Regions from separate parts of the Mus musculus genome. Here regions 1 and 2 are each linked to region 3. A link is a loop called in an ENCODE intact Hi-C map of the cell type or tissue named here. Cell type or tissue: heart. All regions are shown on one strand.

What was found. Hi-C counts contacts between places; a loop is a spot of excess contacts. Peaks named below come from ENCODE experiments on the same cell type or tissue, not always from the same donor. Only the 100,000 strongest peaks of a DNase experiment are listed, where the experiment ranks them.
Region 1: it touches region 3 in a loop (2.6-fold over the local background); 3 of 42 quality-filtered maps call a loop at or near these places.
Region 2: a loop joins it to region 3, with 2.4 times the contacts of the local background. A loop is called at or near these places in 7 of 42 quality-filtered maps.

Annotation. Positions count from the first base shown.
Region 1 is chr5:76,180,020-76,188,019 of GRCm38, reverse strand. It overlaps Tmem165 (transmembrane protein 165), which reads right to left and starts at 4,140. Exons shown (of 6, transcript NM_011626.2): 1 at 3,668-4,140. The coding sequence starts at 3,874. In heart, no CTCF peak of the experiment used is centred here; DNase peaks (open chromatin) are centred at 3,549 and 4,129; H3K4me3 peaks cover 3,141 bases; H3K27ac peaks cover 2,896 bases.
Region 2 is chr5:75,866,187-75,874,186 of GRCm38, reverse strand. No RefSeq gene overlaps it. Among named protein-coding and RNA genes, the nearest start is that of Gm32727, 110 kb to the left of the region's middle. In heart, a CTCF peak has its summit at 2,869 (motif pointing left); DNase peaks (open chromatin) are centred at 2,876 and 3,326.
Region 3 is chr5:76,299,115-76,307,114 of GRCm38, reverse strand. It overlaps Clock (circadian locomotor output cycles kaput), which reads left to right and starts at 2,323. Exons shown (of 23, transcript NM_001289826.1): 1 at 2,323-2,460; 2 at 3,613-3,691. Gm7467 (predicted gene 7467) reads right to left here and starts at 2,239. Exons shown (of 1, transcript NR_152171.1): 1 at 1,588-2,239. In heart, a CTCF peak has its summit at 4,911; DNase peaks (open chromatin) are centred at 2,314, 2,834 and 3,164; H3K4me3 peaks cover 2,979 bases; H3K27ac peaks cover 2,235 bases.

The DNA.
Region 1 (8,000 bases), 120 kb after region 3:
TATATTCTGCCCAGGGAAGAAATAGGAAAAAAACAAGACCAAACTCAGGTCACCATCTGCAGCATAAAAACTGTAGTTTACTCATGACTGTATGTTCAAAGGAAATGCCACTGCTCCTGCCTCAAATTCCCAAGGACTGGGACAACTGTACATCACCACCGGCCTTCTTTGTAACTAGATTATAAAGACGAAGAACACTCAACACACAGCGAGCCCTGTCTGAAAATTCAGCCACCTCCTTAACCCAGTAAGATATAACCACTTGTCTGCACTGTCTCTTCTACCAGATGCCTGTTGATGAAAGCAGGATCCCCCTTTAGTTTCACAGTTCACTCTCAATGCGGTGGCCTCCAAAGGCTAAATTTAGATATCCCATCCTTTTAAACCATCCACTGCTCATAGTTGCAAAGTCAGCTGAAACCCAGATACTCAACAAATCCGAATCACTTTATATTGTTGTTAAACTGTATTTTGATCATGTATATCAATGCATAGAAACAAGAGATATTTTTATTAAGTGGTTTAAGAAACACGGAAGAAAAAAAATTTATGTATATCACTACATAGAAACGAGATATTTTTATTAAGTGGTTTAAGAAACATGGAAGAAAAAATTTTTTTCACTGTAAAACTTTTTTCACTTTGTGAAAAGTTATACAAAAACATAAAATGTTTTTATTTACAGTGTTTTGCTATTAAGTGTAAACTGTCAATTCCTAATGGAAAAGAACCATCAAAATATATGAAAATATTAAAACAAAAAACCATAGTGTCTGCACCAGCAAGTCCTCCAACCCCTTAATTGTAAAGATAAGAATCTGTAAGACACTTCACTGAGGCCACACATACTGTCTTAACCACTGGGACGTTTACTTAACATGGTTACATTTTCTCCAGCATCCCAGAAAGGACTGCAAATCTAGCTGTATCTACCAGTATTTCTGTCTCAAAAATTACAATATGACTACAACCCCTATGAAATGCCTAAAAAGTTATATACTCGTAAACTGCACTCTGGCCCCTAGGGCTGTTTCACTCCCAGTGGTGACTGTTTTAAAGCAACCTTCTGATGCAGAGCTATGTGGGAGTTGCTCAATGACAACTCAGCAGTTCAGAGCAGAGACAGACCATGCCTGAATGGCAGCAAGGGTTGACAGAGGGAGAATGGGCAGAGAAGCCCCGTCCACCCAATGCCTCTACGCCAAAAATCTAGAGCCCTGGGATCTGATGGTGAATGGCTCCTGCTTCACATGTGCCACCTGGTCTGCACTACCATCAGATGGCCATTTATCTCTCTAGTGAAACAGGTCTGATCTGCCCCCACACACACCATGTGTGTGTGTGTGTGTGTGTGTGTGTGTGTGTGTGTCAAACTTTACAAGAGTTCTAGAATTAACAACTAAATAATCAGTTGCAGTTCAATTTTCTAAGCTAAAATCAATAAATGAACAAAATCACAGGTAGCAGATAATAAAAGCTGAGTTTTTCTTCATCTAGTAAATCCTTTAGCAAGTAAAAGGCGGCTGGATATATACTCTTAAAAAAAGTTTTTTCCCTGCTTGAGTTCATTTTATAGTTTTTTCCATAAAAGTATTTAAAACCTGATAGGAACTGAAATGTAAAAATCTTAGAATTTTCTCATAGAAAATTCAGCCGGGCGTGGTGGTTGCACGCCTTTAATCCCAGCACTCGGGAGGCAGAGGCAGGCGGATTTCTGAGTTTGAGGCCAGCCTGGTCTACAAAGTGAGTTCCAGGACAGCCAGGGTTATACAGAGAAACCTGTCTCAAAAAAAAAGAAGAAAAATTACTTAGCAAATGCCAAAACATACACGGTCTTAGGAAAGAGATAAAAAAAAAGAGTATGCTATAACAATGTTCTCAGGGCTTCAACACACTGAAGAGCAGACAGAAACCAAGTCAGAAGCAAGAGTGTAAAAATAGATAAACATAAAAACCCTCAAAAGAGGAGTGGGCTGGGCATCACGAGAAAAGGCTTACATCAATGTGTTAGCCATCAACACTAAACCCATTACAACAAATGGCTAGCAGGGGGGTGGGTTTTCAAGCAAACTCAAGGACTGCAGACAGCACCTGGCAGGGTGAGAAGCAGGGATCTGGTTTCCAGCTCTGGGTCTGCCAAGAATCAGGTTTTCCGAACCACCACTCTTCTCAGACCTGCACTGCCCCATCCACAAGCAGGAAATGTCACCTGCTCTGCCCGCTTAACAGCTCTCACTAAATCTTACCGTCACTATAACTAAATCTCCTAACAGGTGCTGACTGACCTGACCTCTTCCTGAGTACTTCCAGTAAGGAGAATTTTTCCTTAGTTCTCCTCAAGACCATTGCTACATTCGGGACAGGTGATTCTTAGAAAGTACTTGCTGTGTAAAACCAAACTCAGAATCACAGAAATTCCCATCTCCTGATACTACATAGAAAAACAAAATACTGGAAAGGCCAAAGGGTAACATGAACTGTGAAGAAAGGAAAGCGCCCAGGACTCAGGGAGTGCTCTTCTAACCAGGGCATCCTGGGAAGGGCTCCGGAAGGTTCTGCTGGCTCTTGAAGATGGGAAGGGTCCTGAACCACAGGCCCCATGCCTGGATTCTGTTCTAAGGTCTTTGCTCAGGGGAAAATGGCAGTGAGCAGAGGTCAGGTTTCAGTTCTGGAAGCCACTGGTTTAGAACACAGCGAGGCAGTGGTGGGTCCCTAAAAGACCTGGGGTTTAGCTGGAACGGCATGGTGATGGGAAAATGAATATCTATCCTGCGGTCACCCTGATCTGTACTCAAGTCAGGACAGCCATTCTCTTGGAGGGCAGATAAAGACAGAAGTAGGAAAGGGAATGCCAAAATGGACCCTACTAAGAGACTAAAAAAACTCCAGAATGTAGGAGTCAAAATTGGAAATAGAGAGTCCAACTCAGAGGAAAGTAACATAGAAAGGAGAAATTCTACGAACATAGATTAAAAGGTTAATTTCTATCTATCTGGTAATGGTTAAAGAAACTTATGAGGCTCTAGTTTACCTATAAATGGAGTTTTGGAATCCCTCACTATAGAGCGCTCTACCTTTGGGCACAAGTCTCTGCATTCAAGGGCAACTTCCTTCATGCCAAAACACGTTTTTTTGTTTTTTTTTTTTTTTTAAGGGAGGGTGGCAACGCATAATCTCTAGACACTGTATCTGGCAAGAACCACAGGGTGTGCCGAGCTGAATTCGGGTGAGCATCTCTGGTTGGGTTGCTTCAACAATGGCTGATACTTCCAACAATGTGATGCTACTTCGAGAGAGACAAGTCTCCCAGCGGCTCTGTACTAAAAACTTTCTACTTGGGATGATGATTTCCAGTCTTTTCAGTATGGCCCATGTGATCAGCAGAAGGCAGAATCCAGAGCAAGCCTGTCGGTACCAGGGATCTAGAGGACCTCTGGGGAGCCCCGGTTGGGGCCCTCACTTTCCCTTCCCCCAAGCAGCCAGGCCAGGCCAGGCCGCGCCTAAGAAAGCCGTCTTGTCACCCTCCTCCCAGCGAGCGGAGCAGGGGCCGGCTCCCCTCCCCCAGCCTCTTCGGAAAGAGGGCGGCGCCGCCAGCGCGGGAGCCTGGTACCCGACTGCGGGCTCCGCGGCCTCAGCCCGCCCCATCCCCACCAGCCCGGGCTCTCACCTCGGCCCGGGCCGGCTCGAGGCCCTGCACCGCCGCGGGCTGCGGCTGCAGCTGCTGGGCGGGCGCCGGCGGCTCCTGGTTCCGATGGCTCAGGTCTTCCTCCGGGCCGGCGCGGACCCCGGCCGGGGCCCAGAGCAACTGAAGCAGCAAGAGCACGAGCAGCCTTCGCGTCGGCGCCCGGCCGCTCCCCCGGGCCGCGGCCGCCATCCCGCCCGCCCAGCCGGCACCGCGCTGCGGCAGGAAGAAGTGCAGGCGAAGGGAAGCGTCGAGCCCGGCGTGCCGGCAGGCGCCTCCGTCAGGCCTGGCTGCCGCTCAGGGGGCAGCCCTGCAGCACGCGGGACGCGGGGACCGGACCGGGACGGACCGGCGGCGGGAGCTCCGGAGCAGCTGGGCAGCAGAAGCCACACACTCCTCCAACTGCCTCCGCGGCCCAACTCCTCCGGCCCGCCCCCTGGCCAACACGACCTCCCATTGGCCCGACGTCAGCCCGGCGTCGTGACGTTTCCGGCAGGTTGAGGTGCGGCTCGCTCACTGGTCCTATTGGACCCGGCGCGCCGGGCCAGGTAGCTGGAGCTGCTTGATGGACTCTCCCTGCGTCCTCTCGGGTCCCACCAGAGACCCCCTTATTGGCCCTGGAGAGGTCAGGCTGCCAGGCTCCTACCAGTACTTCCTCAAGAGCCTTAGGTCTTTAAGGCCTAAGCCGCCGCCACCTCCACTTCTATTAAATGTCAAGTGAGTCCCAGCCCCGCTACCTACGTGGCAGGAACTGCCACACCTTTAAGTTACGATCCACCCACCCTCACCACGTCCCTGGACCGCCTACACAGAATGTTCTTTGGGGGTCCATATGCTGGGGTTTTTTGAAGGTTCTGAAGTAAGATTCGGAAGTAAAAGATGAGAACGTCCAAGCTTGATTTTAAAACATTGTTGAATAGCCGCAGACCAAAAGTCATCACTGCCCTGGCTCAGGATGCCTTATCCTGAAATAGGATATCCTGAAAAGGTTTGGAGTTGAGTGGTTAGGGTTTCTGTGGGATGGAGGCCTTGAGTAGGCAAAAGTAGAAGACAGGAAAGAATGGTTAGTTAGGCGTTAGACTAGGGCTGGATTTTTTTTTTTTTTTCTAAAGAAAAGCTGAGATACCGTACGCGCGCGCGCACACACACACACACACACACACACACACACCACAAATTGCTAACCATGTGCCAGGCACTAATCTAAATCCTACTCCTGTTTCACAAGCCATTCTTGCAACCTCTCCTTAGCCTACTCAGCATTGCTCCTTACAGAACCCTTCAAGCTATAGCTTATTTATGCTCCCAGTATTGTGAGATAACCAAGATGCTTCCTACACATAGTTTGGGGTGCAGTTGTTGTACCTCCAAGTTCATTCCTGGAGTGTAAATGTCCTGAGCCCTCAGAATACAACATGACAGGGATCAGAAGTCTAGACTCCTTCAGCCACCTCCTTTTTCTGCAAAGATTTGCCTTGCTCAAAAGGGCCTGCAGAGGAGATAGGAGTGTCAAGTGGAGAGAATAAAAGAAGCAGCCCAGTAGATGGAGGCAGAAGAGTTAGGTGTCACGGATCCTTGAGTTCTGCTAGGGACCAGGTTTATTATTTTTTTTCCTGGCGTTCTCTAGTCTATGATCATCTCAGAGAAAGGCCTCCTGGCTAAATTCTAGTTACCCCACATAAAGCAAAGAAAAAGCAAATGGCTCAAGGGCTACAGCTGCAGGAGACTGAGATGCTGATTGCAATGTTCCAGTGGCTCTGGAGCAAGACAGGAAATCTGTTCAACAGAAGATGTTAGGCAATGGGGCTCTAAAGCTCTGTCCCCAGAAGGGAGCTGGCATGGCAGTGTTACAGGAGCAGAGTCTGAAGAGAGTGTGGTTTTCGCAGCGCCTCCATGTTGCCCACCTCCCTGGCCTCACTGGGGCTCTGCCAAGTGAACTCCAGGCATCAGATTCCAAAGTGAGTAACTCTTTGTGTTCCACACAGGGCTCCATCTCCTGAGGCTGTGCTTGGCTCCAAATCAAAGCTAGAGCTAGCTTTAACTTAGACCTCGAGGACTCGGAACCTTTATCCTTCTAGTCTTGAATAGTGACAAGCTCTCTTTGAAAAAGAAAAAAATCAAACAAAACCAAAAGGAAAAAAAATAGGTTAAATTTCTTTTTAATTGTGTGTTTTGAAGTGCCCAGGAGTGACTTTAGACCTTGTGCCTATCAGGAAAGTTCTCTGCTACTGGGCTACGGCTACAGCCCTATTGGCATCCTTTGTTGAAAAACAACAGAAGCTGTTTACATGATCCATAACTACTAAGGGTCTAGGAGACCTAGAAATTCCAATTAAGCTTTCTGGCATTGTCCTACGTAAACAAGTGTCACTGAAGTATAAGCACTAGCAATCATCTTACAGTAAGAACTACTACTGCATGGGTATTGCAGTGTGTGTGTGGTATGTGGGCTGGGGATGAAACCAAGGACTAAGTATGTGCTAAGCAGAAATTCTGTCACAGGGCCACCCCTATCAACCTTTTAAGGTGTTTTTTTTTTATACCTGTATTGTGTTTATTTCCCATTAGTGTAACAAAGACCAGAGATAACTTATAAAGGATCAGTTTGTGTTTGCTCACAGTGTTGGAAATTTCAGACCATACTCCATTGATCCTGTTGTCTGGGGACTTGTGGTGAGGCAGCACAAGATGGTGGAGCACATGGGATAAGAAAATGGCTCACAGCCAGGTGTGGTGGCACATGCCTTTAATCCCAGCACTTGGGAGGCAGAGGCAGGTGGATTTCTGAGTTTGAGACCAGTCTGGTCTATAGAGTGAGTTCCAGGACAGCCAGGACTACACAGAGAAACCCTGTCTCGAAAAACAATAAATAAATGAATAAATAAATAAATATTTTAAAAAAGGAAAATGGCTCACCTCATAGCTGGAAATTTAAAAAAAAAAAGGCTAGAGTTTTATCACTTTAGAAAATATTTTTGTTGTTTTTACTCAGGAGTCAGAGGCAGGCAGATTTCTGAGTTAGAGGCCAGCCTGGTCTACAAAGTGATTTCCAGGACAGCCAGGGCTATACAGAGAAACCCTGTCTCGAAAAACCAAAATAAATAAATAAATAAATAAATAAATAAATAAATAAATACAATGTAACTTAATAATTTCTCTGTCCACTCCCTCTAGTTTCCTCCCAACACACCTACCTCAAAATATCGTTTTTTCTCTTAAATATAATCCACTGAGTCCAGTTAGTGTTGCCTGTATGCATATGGATAAGAAGCCGTCTGCTGAGGCATGGGCAGCACACCAGTAGCCATGTGTACATGACAAACCTATGGCCAATATCATGCTAATGGTAAAAATCTAAAGTTTTCCCATGAAAACCAGAACAAGACAAGGCTGCCCACTCTCTCCACCCCTAGTCAACATAGTGCTTGAAGTTTAAGTTAGAGCTATAAGGCAAGAGAAAGAAACAAGTGGGAGCGGGGTCAGGGTGTGTGTTTGTAGAAAATATGATTCTGTACATAAGAGATCCTAAAGACACTCTCTTCTCTCTCTCTCTCTCTCTCTCTCTCTCTCTCTCTCTCTCTCTCTCTCTCTCTCTCTTTCACACACACACACACACACATACACACACACACCTAGGAGTAAACCGAATGAAGGAAATGAAAGACCTCTACAATGAGAACTTTGAAGACACTGAAGAAATGAATTAAGGAAGACACTAGATGATAGAAAGACCCTTCCCACGCTACCCCCTCTGAGAGCATGTTCCCAGTCAGAGACCTCTCTGTAGGCCACAGCTCTTAAAGTTTCTAGTCCCTCCCAACATCACTAAGTTGGGCAGCACTCAGATCCAAGTGTATAGCATACCTCTTAATGGCCCTCAAGGCTTTCCTATGCTGAAATTAAAGCTTCTATCTGCGTAGCTCCAGCATCCAACACTAAGGAGTCTGGGGCTCTTACTGTCATTCTGTTGGTAGCAATCTGTTTATTCTGACCTGGGCAGAATAGTCCTGAGTAACCTCACAAGATGGTACCAACCTCCTTTTAAAGTTTTCACAAATGAGAAATTTAGAGCAAGGACCTATCCATAAACTCCGCTGTGGGGGGTTGGTCTGGTGCTGCTTGTATTTAAATGCTATACCCCAAAATTTGGTTACTCCAATCTTCACATATACCAGCTTTTGTTATGTAAACCTTGCCTCTCAACTTATCCCTGATTGGTTAATAAAGGTGCCTAAAGCCTGTAGCTGGGCGGAAGAGGGGTAGGCGGGGCTTCAGATACTGGGCTTAGGGGTCTCAGGCAGAGTCCATAGAAGAGAAA
Region 2 (8,000 bases), 430 kb after region 3:
TGGTACATTGTATATGTAAAACCCCACTGTTGCAATGAATGTTAGCTATGCATTAACCATAGCACACATATACACAGAACAGGTTCACCCGCTTGATTGTATGATAGATTAGAAATGATTTTTGCTCACCTTTCAAAATACATTCAAAGATGCCCCCCAAGTTGTTCCTTCAGTCCTCAAATTCAGGATGTGGAAAAGACCTGTGGTCATCTTCGCTTTCTCCGATCCCTTGTTCTAACTGTGTATCACTGTGTTCTGTTTGGGAATCAAATGATCTCCCCCCCCCCCCGCTTCAGTAAGTATCTACTTAATTCATTCTCTGAACCCAGAGCTGTAGAGGGCCCTGCATATATGAGAGGGAGGGATGGCAGACATGGTCCCTGCCTCAGGGAAGCTCCTGTCTGATGGAAGAGATCAATGGCCCCAAACAATTCCCAGATACCAGTGAAGAAGTCTAGCCATTGAAGGGGCCCAACTGATCCCTCCCTTTGCAATTTTTCCCAAGTCTGCTCCTTCTTCCTGTACTGTGGCCATAGCCTTAGCCTGGCCTCTGTGGTCTCACTGCTGTGTGAGGCAGTCTACTGTGTCGTAGACTGTAAGTGATCATTACTCGCCGCCAGCACCTCTTGTGCATCTGTGTCTACGTGTCCTGTTCTTTCCATTATTCTTAGTTATCCTTGCAAATTCTACTATTACTTGAGATCCTGTGGGTGTGTGGTACCTTCCTTAGTGTGCACGTATGGTATGTGCATATATGTGACATATAATGTGTACACATTCCCAAATATGCATGTGATGTGTGTGTGTACGTGCATGTGGAGGCTGGAGGTGTCTGCCCTGTCTTCTTCAGTTGCTCTCCACCTCATTATTTACTTTGATGCAGAATCTCTCACTGACTCTGGAGCTCACTGGCTAGTGTGGCTGACCAGGTTGCCTCAGGGATTCGACTGTCTCTGCTCCTTGCATACTAGCATTACAGATGGGATACCACTATGTGTGGCCTTTGTGTAGGTACTGGGAATCCTAACCCAGGTCTTCATGTGTACACAGCACAAGCACTTTACTGACTGAGCTATCTCTCCACATCTGATGTTTTTGTTAAATCTGTGCTATCTCCAGCCAGAATGGGCCCCCAACCTTATCAGGAAGCATTATTCTTTGTCGGGGTCATTCTGTGGGCATCTATTATGTAGTGTGGTCATTTGTGTGCATTTTTCTCTTCTGTCAAGGTGTAAGTGACTGAAGGGCAAAGACTCAGTGGTCACCTGTCATTCCTCTAGATGTACCAGCATCTGACGTTCCTGCTCAGATGTTGAGATGAGCCCTCCTTGGAGAGCCAGATGCCCTCTTTTTGTAGAAGTCTGTAGATAGCTATACTTCTTCATTCCACATAGCTAGAGTGTGGACAGATGACTCACACTTCCAAAACCAATACATCAGCGGAAGTTTCAGGGTAGACGCTAACAGCACATAGCAACAAGAATGAGAGAGTAGGTCTCTAGAGAAGGTAACATGGGACTGAGGAAGGTCTAGTGGCTGCAGTCCTGATGTGCTCTCTTCCAGAGCCCCGGACAGGTCTCCTATCAGACTTGATCTGTGATGACTCTAGGTTTTGTTCCTGTGGACAATAGTCACATCTCTGTGGCATTCTGTGAGCTTCAACATATCATTTATGGATCTGTCTTCTGTTTACCTCAACAAGCTTCATCCATTTGTGTAGCCAGACACTCTGAACCAACTGATTTACTAACAATGGACATTTTATTTCTCAGTTCTTAAGGCTGGAAGCCCAACGTCAAGGCTGATAGCTGTGGTGTCTAGTTAGGGTTCTGCTCTGCCTCAGATTCCAGCATCATTAATGCCGACGGCATCTTCTGAAAGGAAGGAGTTCACATCTTCATACGACAGGCAGAAGGGACAGACAGGTCGAGTCTTCAGAAGGAGCTAATGTACACACTCACAAAGCAGATGGAGTTCTTATGGCCTCCTGCCCACTCCCAATTCTGTGGCTTGGGGGAACTATATTTTATGATGAACCTTGGAAGCACTTGAACATTCAACCCCTAATGTTCAAATGGACTGTTTTAGAATCCAGAGATGCATATGCCATACACACACACATATAAGCATATATGTAAAATATAAATACATACATAGAGTATATATGTATATACACATATAAATGTATGTTTAAGTATATATGCATATATAAAATATATAAAGCATATATACATATATAAAGTATAAAATATATGTATATATAAAGTATAAAATATATGTATATATAAAGTATACACACACACACACACACACACACATATACATATACTTCCTATGTATATTAAGTGAACAAATGTGCAAGAATTAATCCTAGCTATAAGAAGCTCTCTAATATTGACTTTCTCGATTGGTAAGTGGGCTAGTAACTCCTGTCTACAAAGAATATTGTACTGACTGAATGAAATCCAGTATGTTAATCAACAGCCAGTAAACTGCAGCTCGCACTGGTTGAAACAGGGATTTGATGGTGGCAATGACAATAAGGTGGTTTGTCCCCATTCTTGAAGCAAAAGAGAAGACCCTGGAGGAATTCTCTGGCAAGGACATAGGATCTAGACTTCTCATCTTGCTTCATATAGCTTATAAACATTGGTTGTCTTTTTGTTTCTCTGACATTGCACGCTTTTCACATGAGTTTGCCATCGGACTGGATGGCTGGTGCATGAGTATCCCACATCAGAGGCCGGGCTGCCTGCCTTTTGCAGTGTCAAGTCACTTTGGACAGTATTTGGAACAGCCTTCTAGAGCACCAAGAAAACTGAGGTTAGCATTCTTCTATCCAAGCAAAGAACTACAGCGCCCCCTACAGGAGAATCTGGGAACGTGAAGAAAGAAAGGTCGGGGAGAGGTCATGAAGAGAAAGCTGGAGTGGAGGCAAAGGCAGGGAGGAAACAGCTTCTGGCTGGACAGGGAGGAAGAGGAGCAGAGCATCACAGCTCAGAAGCTAACTCCTGGAAAGCAGTTGACAGGGACCGGTTGGGGGCCCCGTGTTTGCCTTGTACCTTTATCAAACACGTGATGGTAGCGTTCTCGTTCTCAGACCCAGGGCTCATGCTTCGGGTACGTTGTCACTCGTGATGGGTTTTCCTCGCATCACTTTTATTTTTTTTTCAAATACGTCATTGAAATATTATTTTGATGCTGAATTTCTCGGCGCCTCGCTTCTGATTCCCGTCTGTCCCCCAACCCTGTCCCTGCCCCTCCTTGTCGCCATCCCCCCACTATCTCCCTGTCCCTCCCCACCCCATCCCTGGCCTTATTCACACCAGATGGTGATTGGCAAACACTACCGTGTATGAGCTCATCCAGCCCTCACAGCAATCTAATAGCCCTAGCTCCGTTTTATAGTATCACAAATTGACCCACAGAAGGATTAAATCTCTGCCAAACTTCATGTTAATTGAAATATTAACCTGCTCAAGTTGAACGCAGGCCGTGTTCTTCTCACAAAACATAATTCGAGTCCAAGGCAATATACACAGAGACACTTTGGAGAATTGTGTGAGAGTCGACTAAAGTATATAAACAAAGATTACTTAAACAACCATCATTACTGGCATTTAGATCACAGAATGCTTAACACGGGAGGCTGTAAGGACGAGCAATGTTAAGTAATATTTGAGGGACTCCCTCCTTTAAAAGGTTGTGTTTGGTGTGTATGGTGGCGTGCACCTAGAAACACACCCCTCAGGAGGCTGAGGCAGGAAGATTGCCAAAGGTTTGAGGCCAGCCTGGGCTACAAGTTAGACCCCACGTCTTAGTTAGGGTCTCTATTGCAGTACCATGACCAAAAGCATCTTGGGGAGTAAAGGGTTTATTTCAGCTACACCTCCCAGACCATACTCAGTCCCCGAAGGCAGTCAGGGCAGGAATTCAAGGCAGGAATATGGATTCAGAGACTAAAGCAGGGGCCGAGGAGGAATACTGCTAACTAACTAACTTGTTGCTCAGGGCTTTCTTAGTCTGCTTTCTTAGACAACTCGAATGAAATTATCTGCCCAGGGTGGCAGCACTTACAGGGACCTGGGTGCTCCCACATCAATCAGTAATCAAGAAAAGACCCCAGAGACTTCTCTATAGGCCAGTCTTCTAGAGGCATTTTTCTCAGCTTCCAGATGAGAAGTTTATGTTTGTGTCAAATAGACACTTTGTCACAACAAAACAAAAAGGAAAAAAAAAGTATATTGGATGAAATGTTTTCATTTCTATGATTTCATATTTTCTGCTTCAAAGAAATGTCTGTCCCGACACATTCTTTATGCCATTGGCTATATTTTGACATGCAGTGTTCCAGTGTCTCTAAACACTCCTGTGCCCTCCTTCATCGTAGCAGCCCGTTTAAGTATTCATTTATCCCATAGTTAACCCCAGGACTTGGTTTCCCTTGGATACACACCATCAAAGCCATTTTTAATTAAATTTCTGAAAAGCTTGGCAGAGTAAGGGGGTCGGAGTGGGAGCATCTGACTGGCCAGGCAAGCTTTACTGGCATGTTAGCCATACACTGTGTGGAAAAATTGTTTTCATCATTTTATAAATACAGCACATTCTACTCCCCCATGATTATCTCCAGAGAAATTTCTGGAACCTAGAGGCTATAGCCTGGAAAGAATCAGAGTAGCCAGGCTCGAGCCACAGGTAGAAACACTCTTCCGAAGCCCCTAAGATGCAGGTTTTGACACCAGGTGAGGAGAAAGGTGTACTGGATTTTGTCTCAAAAGTACAGCCTTTTCCTTAGCAGGCTGGTGGATAAATGGTATGGAGGAGCCATGGGGGGGGGGGGCATTACCAGGTTTTTCATTCACATCCTTTATCTAGTCTGGTTCCAATGGGGCTCAGAGAGTGCATAATCTTATGCAGATTGGATGTGTGCAATTTTGCACATAGAACCCAGGGATCCACATTTGAGAAAGACAGGTAAAGGAAATGTCTCTCTAGAGAAATGGTTGTGTTAGTAATAGTCTCTGGGGACCTGGATTCAGGCCTTTAAAAGAAAAGCTTAATGTTCCCAAAGGAAAGCATCATACATCTTAAATCTTCCACAATGAGCTATTCATTATTCACTTATTCAACACATATGGATGATTCAAGCCATGTCCCAGCGGAGGGCAGTGTCATTGTCCTCTCAATGATTTCATCCTAAGGAAGGGACAAGCTGTGAGGAGGCAGGAAAGAGTCCCTTGTTCCTTGCTGAAGCCTTGTGATGTGCTTATTATACCTCCTCACTCTGAAGGACTCTGTCTAGTATCCTCTGTAGAGTTAGTGGTCGTGAGTTTCTTTAGCCTGCATTCACCCTTCAATTTCTCCTTCAATTACGGCAGATAGTTTTTCTGGGTATAACAGTCTTCTTGATTGTTCACTATTATAGTTCAGGATTTGAAGTACACAATTTCAAGTCTGACTGACTTTTAAATTTTCTATTGAGAAATCTGCTGTTATTCTAATGGATCTGGCTTTACATGCATTTCCTCTCTTGTTGGCTTCAATATACATTCTTTGTTCAATGTACTGAGTGGTTTAATTATCATGTGAACAAGGGTGTGCTCTTTTCTGGTCTTGTCTATTTTTTTGTGCTCAGTGCCTCCTTGCATCTACTTTGGCATCTCATTCCCTAATTTTTGGACATTTTCTCCTGGTTTATTTAAATGTTTTCTAAACCCTTAGAATGAAATAAAATTCTTCTCCCCAGGAAATCAAAATGTTTCTACACAGCAAAGAAAACAGTTTACCAAGTGACAAGACAGCCTGCAGAAGGGGAGAAAAATCTTTGCCAGTTAGACATCTGATCAAGGTTTGATATCTAAAACATACAAGGTTTCAAAGAATGCCACACCTTTTCTAGGTTTTCTAATAACTTCATACATGTAAAAATGGCATATGCTTAAATAGCCATGTTTAAAATAAGCATACTTTAAAATAAGGTGAATAGAAAGACTTAAGACTGAATAAATCATGAAAATGTAGACAACAAAATATATGGACTGGACAGAGGTGAGTGGTGTGAGCCATCACTGGAGCTTCATTGTCCAGCTCTGGCCTTGCTCCCTGGTCTAGAGGAGCCTTGAGGGAACCCAAGAGTGCCCTGCCTCCCTGTGGAAACCTTCAGGGGCCCCAAAACTAAGCAGCTTGAAACTGTGCCCAACTACCTCTCCTAGTTGGATCTGCCTACCACCACAGAGAGTCTGCCTGGGACAGCCAGCAGAGTCCTGCTGCTATCAGGATTATCCAGTCAACACCAGGGAAAACAAGATGCCTAAAAGATAGCATAAGAATGCAGTCAACAAGATACAGGGCAAAATGGCACCACCAGAGTCCAGCTATCCTGCTACAACAAACCCTGGATATCCTAATGAAACTGAACCACAAGAAGAGGATCTTAAATCCAAGCTTCTAAAGAGGACTTCAAAGAGGACATGAATAAATCTCTTAAGGAAATACAGGAGAACACATTTAAACAGGTAGATGTATTAAAAGAGGAAGCAAATAAGTATAAAGAAATATAGGAAAAAAACAAACAACCAAACAGGTGATGGATATGAATAAAATGGTCTAATACCTGAAAAGGGAAATGGAAGCAATGAAGAAAATACAAACTGAGGCAATTCTGGTGATAGAAACCTAGTGAAGAGAACTGGAAATATAGACACAAGCATCACCAACAGAATACAGGAGATGGAAGAGAGAATCTCAGCTCTAGAAGATATGATAGATGAACTCAATATATCAATCAAAGAAAATTAAACATCTAAAAAGTCCATGACACAAAACATCCAGGAAATCTGGCATACTTTGAAAAGACCAAACCTAAGAATAATAATAGAAGGAGGAAGGGGAGGAGGAGGAAGAGGAGGAAGAGGAGGAATTATTCCTGCTTTAAGGTCCAGAAAATATCTTCAACAAAATCAGAGAATAAAATTTCTCTAACCTAAACAAAGAGATGCTTATAAAGGTACAAGAAGTTTACAGAACAGATTGAGCCAGAAAAGAAAACCATCCCATCACATAATAATCAAAAGACTAAATATATATAACAATGAAAGAATATTAAAAGCTATAAGGGGAAAAGGCCAAGTAACATATAAATGAAGAATTACACCTGCTTTCTCATCTGAGACTCTAAAAGCTCCAAGGGCCTGAGCAGAGGTCTTGAAAAAACCTAAGAGACCATAGATGTCATCCCGGAGTACTATTCCCAGCAAAACTTTCAATCACCGTAGATAGAGAAAACAAGATATTCCATGACAAAACAAAATTCAAATAATACCTCTCCACTAACCCAGCCCTACAGAGAATAGTACAATAGTACAAGGAAAACTCCAGCCCAGTGAGACTAACTATACTAAAAAAAAAAAAAAAGTAAATAAAGTAAATAAAGAATTTCACACCATTAAAACCAATAGAAGAGAAACACACACACACATGCTTAACCACCACCAATATAAAAATAACAGGAAGTAACAATTAATGGTCATTAATATCTCTCAATATCAATGTACTCAATTCCCTAGTAAAAAGACACAGACTAACAGAATGGATGGGTAAACAGAATCCATCATTCTGCTGTATACAAGAAACACATCTCAGCAACAAAGATAGTCATTATCTCAATATAAAGAGATGGAAAAAGGGTTTCTAAGTAAATAGATCTGAGGAATAAGCTGGAGTAGCCATTCCACTATCTAATAAAATAGACTTCCAACTGAAAGTAATCAAAAGAGACAGGGAAGGACTCATGAAAGGTAACATTGACTGAGAGGACATCTCAATGATGAACATCTATGCCACAAATGCAAGGGCACCCACATTTGTAAAAGAAACATTACTAAAGCTTAAGTCACACATTGAATGTGACACATTAATAGTGGGAGACCTCAACCCTCTCACCAATGGACAGATCATGGAGACAGAAACTAAACAGAGAAATAAAGTAACTAACAGAG
Region 3 (8,000 bases):
AGCCCTTAATTGGTTATCCAATATCAAGTGGCATTATACAAACCAAGTGGGCTGTATATATATATATATATTTGGGAATACATGTGCACCAATTAGAGAAATAGAGGCCACGAGTTTGAGGGAGAGCAAGGTGAATGGTTGGGAAGGAATGGAGGGAGAAAAGGGGAGGGGAAAATGATAGAATTATATTTTAATTTCAAAACTGAAAGTGGCCAACACTTGAGATGGGATTTACTTAGCAGGTAGTGTCAATACCTAGTGCCTCTCAATTGCTCTATGAACTGAGACTATTATCTGCAGTTTACATTTTTTTTTTTTTTACAGATGAATAACTTGAAGTTACATCATTTCACAGATGAATAACTTGATGAAAAGACAGTTGAAAAGAGAACCGGAAACACTTAGTTTAAATGACAACAAGGCACATGGTGTTTAAGGCCATGGTTTAGAATTGGGAACCTAGATTTAGGATTTATGAAACTATGAGGCAAAACTTTTGTTTACTGGAAACACAGTGTTAAAGTTGGGAAATTAAAAAAAACTTTTTTTTTTTAAATGAGGGAAAAGTCGTAAACTGAACCGTGGGAAATAGTCAGACAGTGACAGAGGACTGAGCAGAAAATCAAGGGATTATCAACAGGTCTTGGTAAATAATTAAACAGAGAATGTGAGCGAGGGAGGAGTCACAGGTGACTAAGAGGACAATGAAACCATTAAAGGGGGCAAAGGTCATTTTGATATATATATATATATATATATGTATATATATTATATATGTATATAGTGTGTATACACACACTAGAGGAACTATAATAGAAAAAGAGAATGAATAAAGCCAAAACATTTGACCCAGGGAAAGCATTCAAATTCATTTGGCTGCAACCTATTTACCAGCCTCAGTACCCTTACCTCCTGCCCCTTTTTTACTACCAGTGATCAAGACACTAACTTGTAGATGGCAGAAAAGCTCTTATTGGTTTTAAGCAATAAAACAAACACATTCACGAGTTTATTGATTACTTTAACTGAACTTTCCAAAGGAATCTAGCCCACATCGATTTCAGCGCTCATGCATCTAGGCTATATCACCATGTTTTAATCTGTTTTCTGGTTTTTCCCTTCGTGGTGCCTGCTCTTTCATTAGTCACACAAGAAAAGATTATTTTCTTTCAGTATCAGGTTCACTGGGAAACAATCTTCTTGGCAGTAATTGCCAGCCTGAGACAGAGAACCCAAGGTTTCCTCCTCCACAGTGTCCTGCCTGGACCACAAGGACAGAGTGGAGAATGGGTGGGTTCAAAGGACGTGAACCTAAGCGAGCAGCAGATGGATTAGGACAGCAGAAACTGTGCCTTTCGATGGCGAAACGGTACAAAGACTGCCAAGGAAAGATTCTCCTGGCAGGGTTCTGGCTACGTAGCCAGGAATTTGAGGATTCTCCTCCTAGTTCACATTGCTGGGGGGGGGGGGGGGGGATCGCAGCTAATTCCTAGTTTTGAAGTTGGTTTTTTTTTTTTTTCTTTCCTGAATATACACCAAGAACTTAATTCTTATTGAGACAAACATTACCTTGTAGACAGGATTTTTGGAGCTAAAGAGTATAGGTTTATTTATTGCCTTCTGTTTGCTGTACGAGTTGATTTTTAAAAGAAATTGCTATGAATTAGCTTCTTTCCCAGTAATTCGGGTGCAGTAGCTAAGAAACCAGTGTAAACTAGGGTCCTGGTTCATCCGTAGCGCCATGCTCATCTTTTGCAGTGCCTCCTGCCTTTTCATAAAAGGAGCAAACACATCCCGACCTTTTGCTTCCCTGGCTACAGCCGAGGTCACTTGGGTCGTCCAGGTCCATCTCGGGGAGCAGCCAGCCTAGCGTGTCTCTAGGAGCCGGGAAACCGAGTCCCAGGCATCCCACGAACCTCCAGGAGAGGAAACCGAGCACTGGGCTGGAGAAGTCTAACTTGGCGTAGGCCAAGCTCTCTGCTTTCCCGGGGACAGAGGCACCATTCCAGGCGGCGGCTCCCACTGGTTGGGAGCGCCGCATCCCGGGGAACCGCGAGCCGCCCAGGGCGCTGCGGGCGGCCGCACCCTCCGCTAGGCCCCGCCTCCCGGCCTGCGAAGGGAAGGGGGCCTCGGGGCATCCCGGCTTCCCTCGGCGGCCGTGGAACGAGCTCACGCCGGCCTGCAAGAGTGGGATTTCCTCGGGTGCCCGGGATCCCCAGGCGCGGCTTCGGGGCTGCCTAACGGGGAAAGTCGCATGCGCGCCCGGCGCGCTGAGGGAAGGCGGCCGCGAGGGGAGGGGCGAGTGCAGAGCCTGGCCGGCCGCGGAGCCCCGCGCCCACGACGCATGCGCCGGGAGGCAGCGCAATCACGGACTCGGCTGGCGGCTACCGGCTGGAGAGAGGAAACCCCGGACGGCGAGAGCGCGAAGGAAATCTGGCCGCCGCCGCGCACGCGCTCCCGGTGAGTGCGCCCCACCGGGTGGGCCTCGGCCCGGCGCGCGGCGGGCGGCTGGCCTGGGTGGCGCATGCGTGCTCCCGGGTTCCGTGGAGGAGGGGAAGGCCGGGAGGGGGAGGAGCGCGGCGGTAGCGGTGAATTTTGAGGGGTGGGTCGGGGGCGCGCACTCGCCGCCCCTGGTGCTGCCGGCTCCCGGAGCCGTGGCGTGTCCCGGCTGTCGCCGCTCGGCTGTCGCGAGCCGCCGCGGGCAGAGTCCCGGGCGGGGGAGGGAGGAAGCCGGAGCCTCAGGCACGGTGAGGACGCGGGAGGGCGCGGGGGGCAGTGTGTGGGACCGGGGCAGGGAACAGGGCGCGGGGCGCCAAGGGGGTGCGGGCCAGGCCGGGAGGCAGGAGCTGCGGCCGGGGTCCGGGGACGCGGAGAGCGCGGAGCTCTGGAGAGTCGCGCTCAGCCGGGCCTGCGCCAAGTGTCCCGGGGCCGCTGGGGGTTACCTGCAGGGCAGGGGGGCGCGGTGGGTCCCGCGGGCCCCGGGGGTTCCGGGGCCGCGTCGCGCTTGAGACTGGGCGCGGGGTTAGCGCGGGGCAGGCCGAGTCGGCCGCCGAGAGCGCTCGCGCCCGGGACCCGCTAGGCCTTGTGACCCACTTTATTCCTGTCACCACTCGGGCACGTTTGGAGCGGCGCCCAATGGGGCGCTGGGGCGGCCAGCTCCTCCGCGGAGCCCCCGCCCTCGCGGCGGCCGGCGCGCGCCGGGATCCGCAGTCCGAGCGGCGGCCGCCGCCGCCCAGGGCTGGTTCCGTTAATGGTCCTGGTTCCGGGGCTCGGGCCGCGGGCTGCTCTGGGCCCCGGGTGTCCGACTCGAGTCGCGTGCGCCGCGCCGGGCCGCGCTCTGCCTGTGGGGCTGGCCGTCCTGGATGTGGTCCTGGCTGTCCCGGTACCGGGAGTAGCGCCACGAAGTTTGTATCTTTGTGGGGTGTTTTCTGCCGCTGTGGAAGTCCGAGGTAGTCAGCAGAATCCTGAAAGATGAAGGAAGAGCTTTGGCCTCTGACCTGACAGATGACAGATCAGGCCGTGGTGTTTTGATATTGCAATGCCGAACCACACACTGCATGAAGCCTTTCTAGATGCTTTAAAAACAACAGACTCTGGTGTTTTCTATTGCAGTGAAAGAAAAGCACAAGAAGAAACTTTTACAGGCGTTGTTGATTGGACTAGGGCAACGATTCCCAAAATCACCAGCAAGGTAATTTCCCTTGATTGCATTGTTGTAGTTTTAAAAGCGACTAGAGAAAATTACAGACCATCCCCATTCATATCTGATTGAAAAAAAATGAATAGGCTGTAACTTAATTCGTGACTGTCTCTGAGTCCCACAGAACACTTGAAATCTGGTTTGTTTTAAAATCTTAGGAGAAAGAAACATGTGCCTAGGTTAGCTTGAAGAACTGGCAGGATCACCTGTGAAAAAAAGGACACAAAAAATTGTCATATAGTGAAAGAAAGCTGAATTGTGTCCTGTTGTATGTGTAACTATATATAATCTATATGTCCATATTTGTGCGTGTGTGTGTGTGTGTGTGTGTATATATATATATGTGTGTGTGTGTGTGTGTGTGTGTACACATATAGACTACATATAGCCTGTGTTGCTCGTCAATATGAGGAAGTCCTAGAATAAATACTAGAAAACCAATAGTTATGGGAAAGGGTGGAAAATGAAATGCTTTATGTGCTTATAGTCTTATTCTTTTAATGTTTTATGGATTTATAAACAGGTTTTATAGGGAATTTTGATCATTCTCTATTTTTTTCTCTTAATATTTGAAAAGTAAACTGGAGAAAGTTTAGGTGAACTTGATTGTTGTTTACATTTTACGATGCTGAAATCACAGGCAAATTCAAAACTTGCTAACCCTTGATGACTGCATTTGGCGTTAAAGTTGGAATGCGCTTCTTTGGTAGTATAGTGCCTCCTTTTTATATTTTTAAAAACTATAGTTTTATAGTTTTTTTTTCCTTTCGTCGATCCCTACCTCAATGTTTACATTCTGTTTACAATAATAATAAACCAGTTTATTTAGCTGAGTGACTTTTCTTGTGGGAAGCTATTATTTTCTTCAAGGAAGTCAGACATGAACCCCAGTGAAATATAAATATATGTATGTGTATTTGAGTGTGTGTGTGTGTGTGTCAGAGTGTCTGTGAGTATATATGTGTGAGTATATATGTGTGAGTATGTACATGTGTTGTGTATGTGATTATTTCTTAAGGAAAACAGAATTCAGAATTAAATGCAAGAAACCTAACCATTTGTGATAACAGATTGTGTAAACATATATTAATGATGTGTCTAGTTCTGCTGGCAGGCGTAATTTTGACAGCAAGGTTAAGGTTGAAAGGGTGTTGTGTGAGAGTGGATGCAATTTTAGGGAGGGAATACTCAAAAACTCCCTCTAGTGACAATAATATTCCATGGGGACTAGTTGCATGGGCACCAGTATTTTTTTATTTGGTAGGCCAGGATGTTTGTGCTGTTTCTGTTTGAGGCAGATATATGACAGTCACTCTAGTGCAAAGTGGCATTTAGTTTTCACTTGAATATCATGTATGTAGCTCTTTTCTAATCTTTTAACGTATGAATCCTGTAAGTGAAGGCTGTCTTCTGTTTTTGTTGTTAAGATAGAATCTCTTAGTGTAGTAACCCAGGCTGTTATGGAAATTACTGTGTAGTCTAGACTGGCCTTGAACTCATGATAATCCTCCTGCCTCAGCTTCCTGAGGACTAGAATCACAGGTATTTGCCACAACACTGGATATACATTTCTATCTATTTCTACCTCATGTCTTTCTTCAGAAATAACTGTTATCAATTGGATGACTAGCTTTCTGTATCTATTTCTGTGAATTTATGAATATATCTGCTTTAGCCTTAATTGATTTTTTTTTTTATGGTAAGGTTTTTGGAGGAGGGTATTGTGTTGGGAAGTCTTATTAGTATGTAGTCAGACTGGCCCATGGTGGAAGTATTGCTCAGCCGTTTGAGTGCTAGGGTTATGCTTAGCCAGTTACTGGGTTCCTGAATGATTGTTCTGTCTGTTTGCCTGCACTGTAAATCACACCCCACCCCACCCCCCAGGGTAGAAAGGACTTGGAGTATGTCAGAAAGTTTTAACGTGTGATAGTAATCTTAGGGAATAACCTCTCTACCCCTTACCTCTACAGCTATTGAAGGGCTAGTTGATATAGAAGCATTTGCAGTTTGGAGGGAGTTCAAACTGATGTGAATTCAGCCTAGAGACTTAGATTTTAACATTTTTATATAGGACTCTTAAGGGCCTAATTGTAGGGTTTCAAGAATGGGCCCCTGAGGGTGAATCTTAGCCTTGTAACTAGTTACAAAAGGAAAGAAGAGAAGAACCAGAGAGCTCAGGCTGGCATCTGAAGGAGCCAGCTGCCATCTGACAGCAGGCACCTCAGAGATGAATGCTGTGGACATGGATCTACTGCATAGATGCTTTCCGCCACGAAGAGCCTCTTTATTTGATCATTATAAACTAGTTACGTGTTGATTTCAAGATTGTTAGAAATATGGAATGAAGTATAGTTTGCCAGTGAACTGTTGTCCATGCTCAGCCATGTCAGACAGGTATTGTTACTATAGAAGAAGGTGGTCGGTCTCTTCCTGTCTCACTGTCTTCTCAGCACCACATGAAATGCCCCCTCTCCGTACCTTTCCTTATGCTGCTGGGTCAGCTAAAGTATTTATTTGCTCTGAATGTTTGCAGGGAGCAAATTATTTATAAAAGTTTCACATTTTATAGCCAAACTGTTCTGTGACTATTTCAGTACTTGCAGATCCATGAAGCTTCCCTTTGGAAATGTAATTGCCTTGTCGATAGCATATCACTAACACTGCAGTTTTTCTTTTCTGAGCTCAATTGCTGGTAGAGTTGTAAAAAATTACTCATCTAACACTTTCAAGTGTAAGAACAGTTTAATACTTACTAATTGGCTTAATTACATAATGGCATTTATAAGTTGCTTTACAACCATTTTTAATAACCCTGATATATGTAATTTCTATGAATTAAGTAGATAACGAAATTCTGCTTTCTGTATGAGTTACTCTGAAAATGTTAAATTACCTAAATAATCTATACTGACAATTTTAATTTTGAGTTATCACTTTTGTTGTATAATTCATGAAGAAATAATTCTGCTTATAATTTTAAGTTTGCCCTATCTACAAAAAGAAGTCATTGATAAAGAGTGAGTTTTTATTATTGCTTTCGATTTTTTAAAAGGACTATTTACTTTAAAATTCTATTTTGTTTGTATGGATGTTTTGCTTGCATGTATTTTTGTATACTGTATTGTGTGTATGGGGTTGGGGGTGGAGGCCAGAAGAATATCAGATACCCTGGGACTGGAGTTACAGATGGTTTTAAGTTGCCATGTGAGTATTGGGAATTGAATCTGGGTCCTCTGAAAGAGCAACCAGTGCTTTTAACCATTGAGCCATCTTTCCAGCCTCTAAAGGATTTTTTTTTTAAACAACAACAATGACAAACCCCCTGTATTTTAAATATTAATTTTTTTGGCAAAATCACTTTTATTTTTATATTGTGAGTACTGGAATCAAGGGGTGGACACCACCATGCCTACCAAACTCTGCTTTTTAGAAGAATTTTTATTTAATCTAATATTTAATTTTTAAATTTTTATTATAAATAGTAGAAAATAAAAGTAGAACTTGCTTCCCTTGTTGTTGTTGGTATTTGGATTATTTTGAGACAGACGACTTTGCTTTGTATATAGTCCAGGCCAGTCTCCAGGCACTTCATCCTCCAGCGCCAATTTCTCTGGTACTGGGATTCCAGGTGTAGGCCATACCTGCCTCTAAACATTTTTATATTTTGGAGATAAGAAGCACAAATAAGTTTGTACCTGTAGAGTAAGCCATTTGCCCACATAAGAATGTATCTTTTCTATTAAAATATAGTTTAATCTTAAGTAGTTGACTTACTTTCTTAATTTTCAACTCTCAGTTATAACTGTAGTACATCCCAGTATGGAAACTTGGGAAAAGCAGAAACAACAACAAAAAAAGCACAGATTAAGAATTTAAAATACTACTGAAAATCCTGTCACTCAGAAAAGCCATTGTTAGTCTTGTGGGGTATGTGAGGCTGTGCGCACTTAGAGCCATGACTGTGTAGACCTGTAGCATCCACCGCAATGCAGGCCATTCTCTTCCTTCAGCTCTTCAGCATACTTTCCTATCAGTGTGCTCTCCAGGGTACTGTGTGAATGTGCTTATTCTGATCCATGTTTTCAATACCACTTTGACTGTTGGACACAAAAGCTTTAATTTTTAAGATAATGAGAATTACAACTTGAAAATTTTTATAGCTTTTAAAAAAATATAATACAAGTAGAATGATACTGAATTTGTGTTGATAACCAAATTCAATAGATTTTATGCTTTTTTTTGTTGGAAAAATATGCTAGTCTGTATAATCAGTAGTAAGAATAATGAGGTAAAGTCTAAG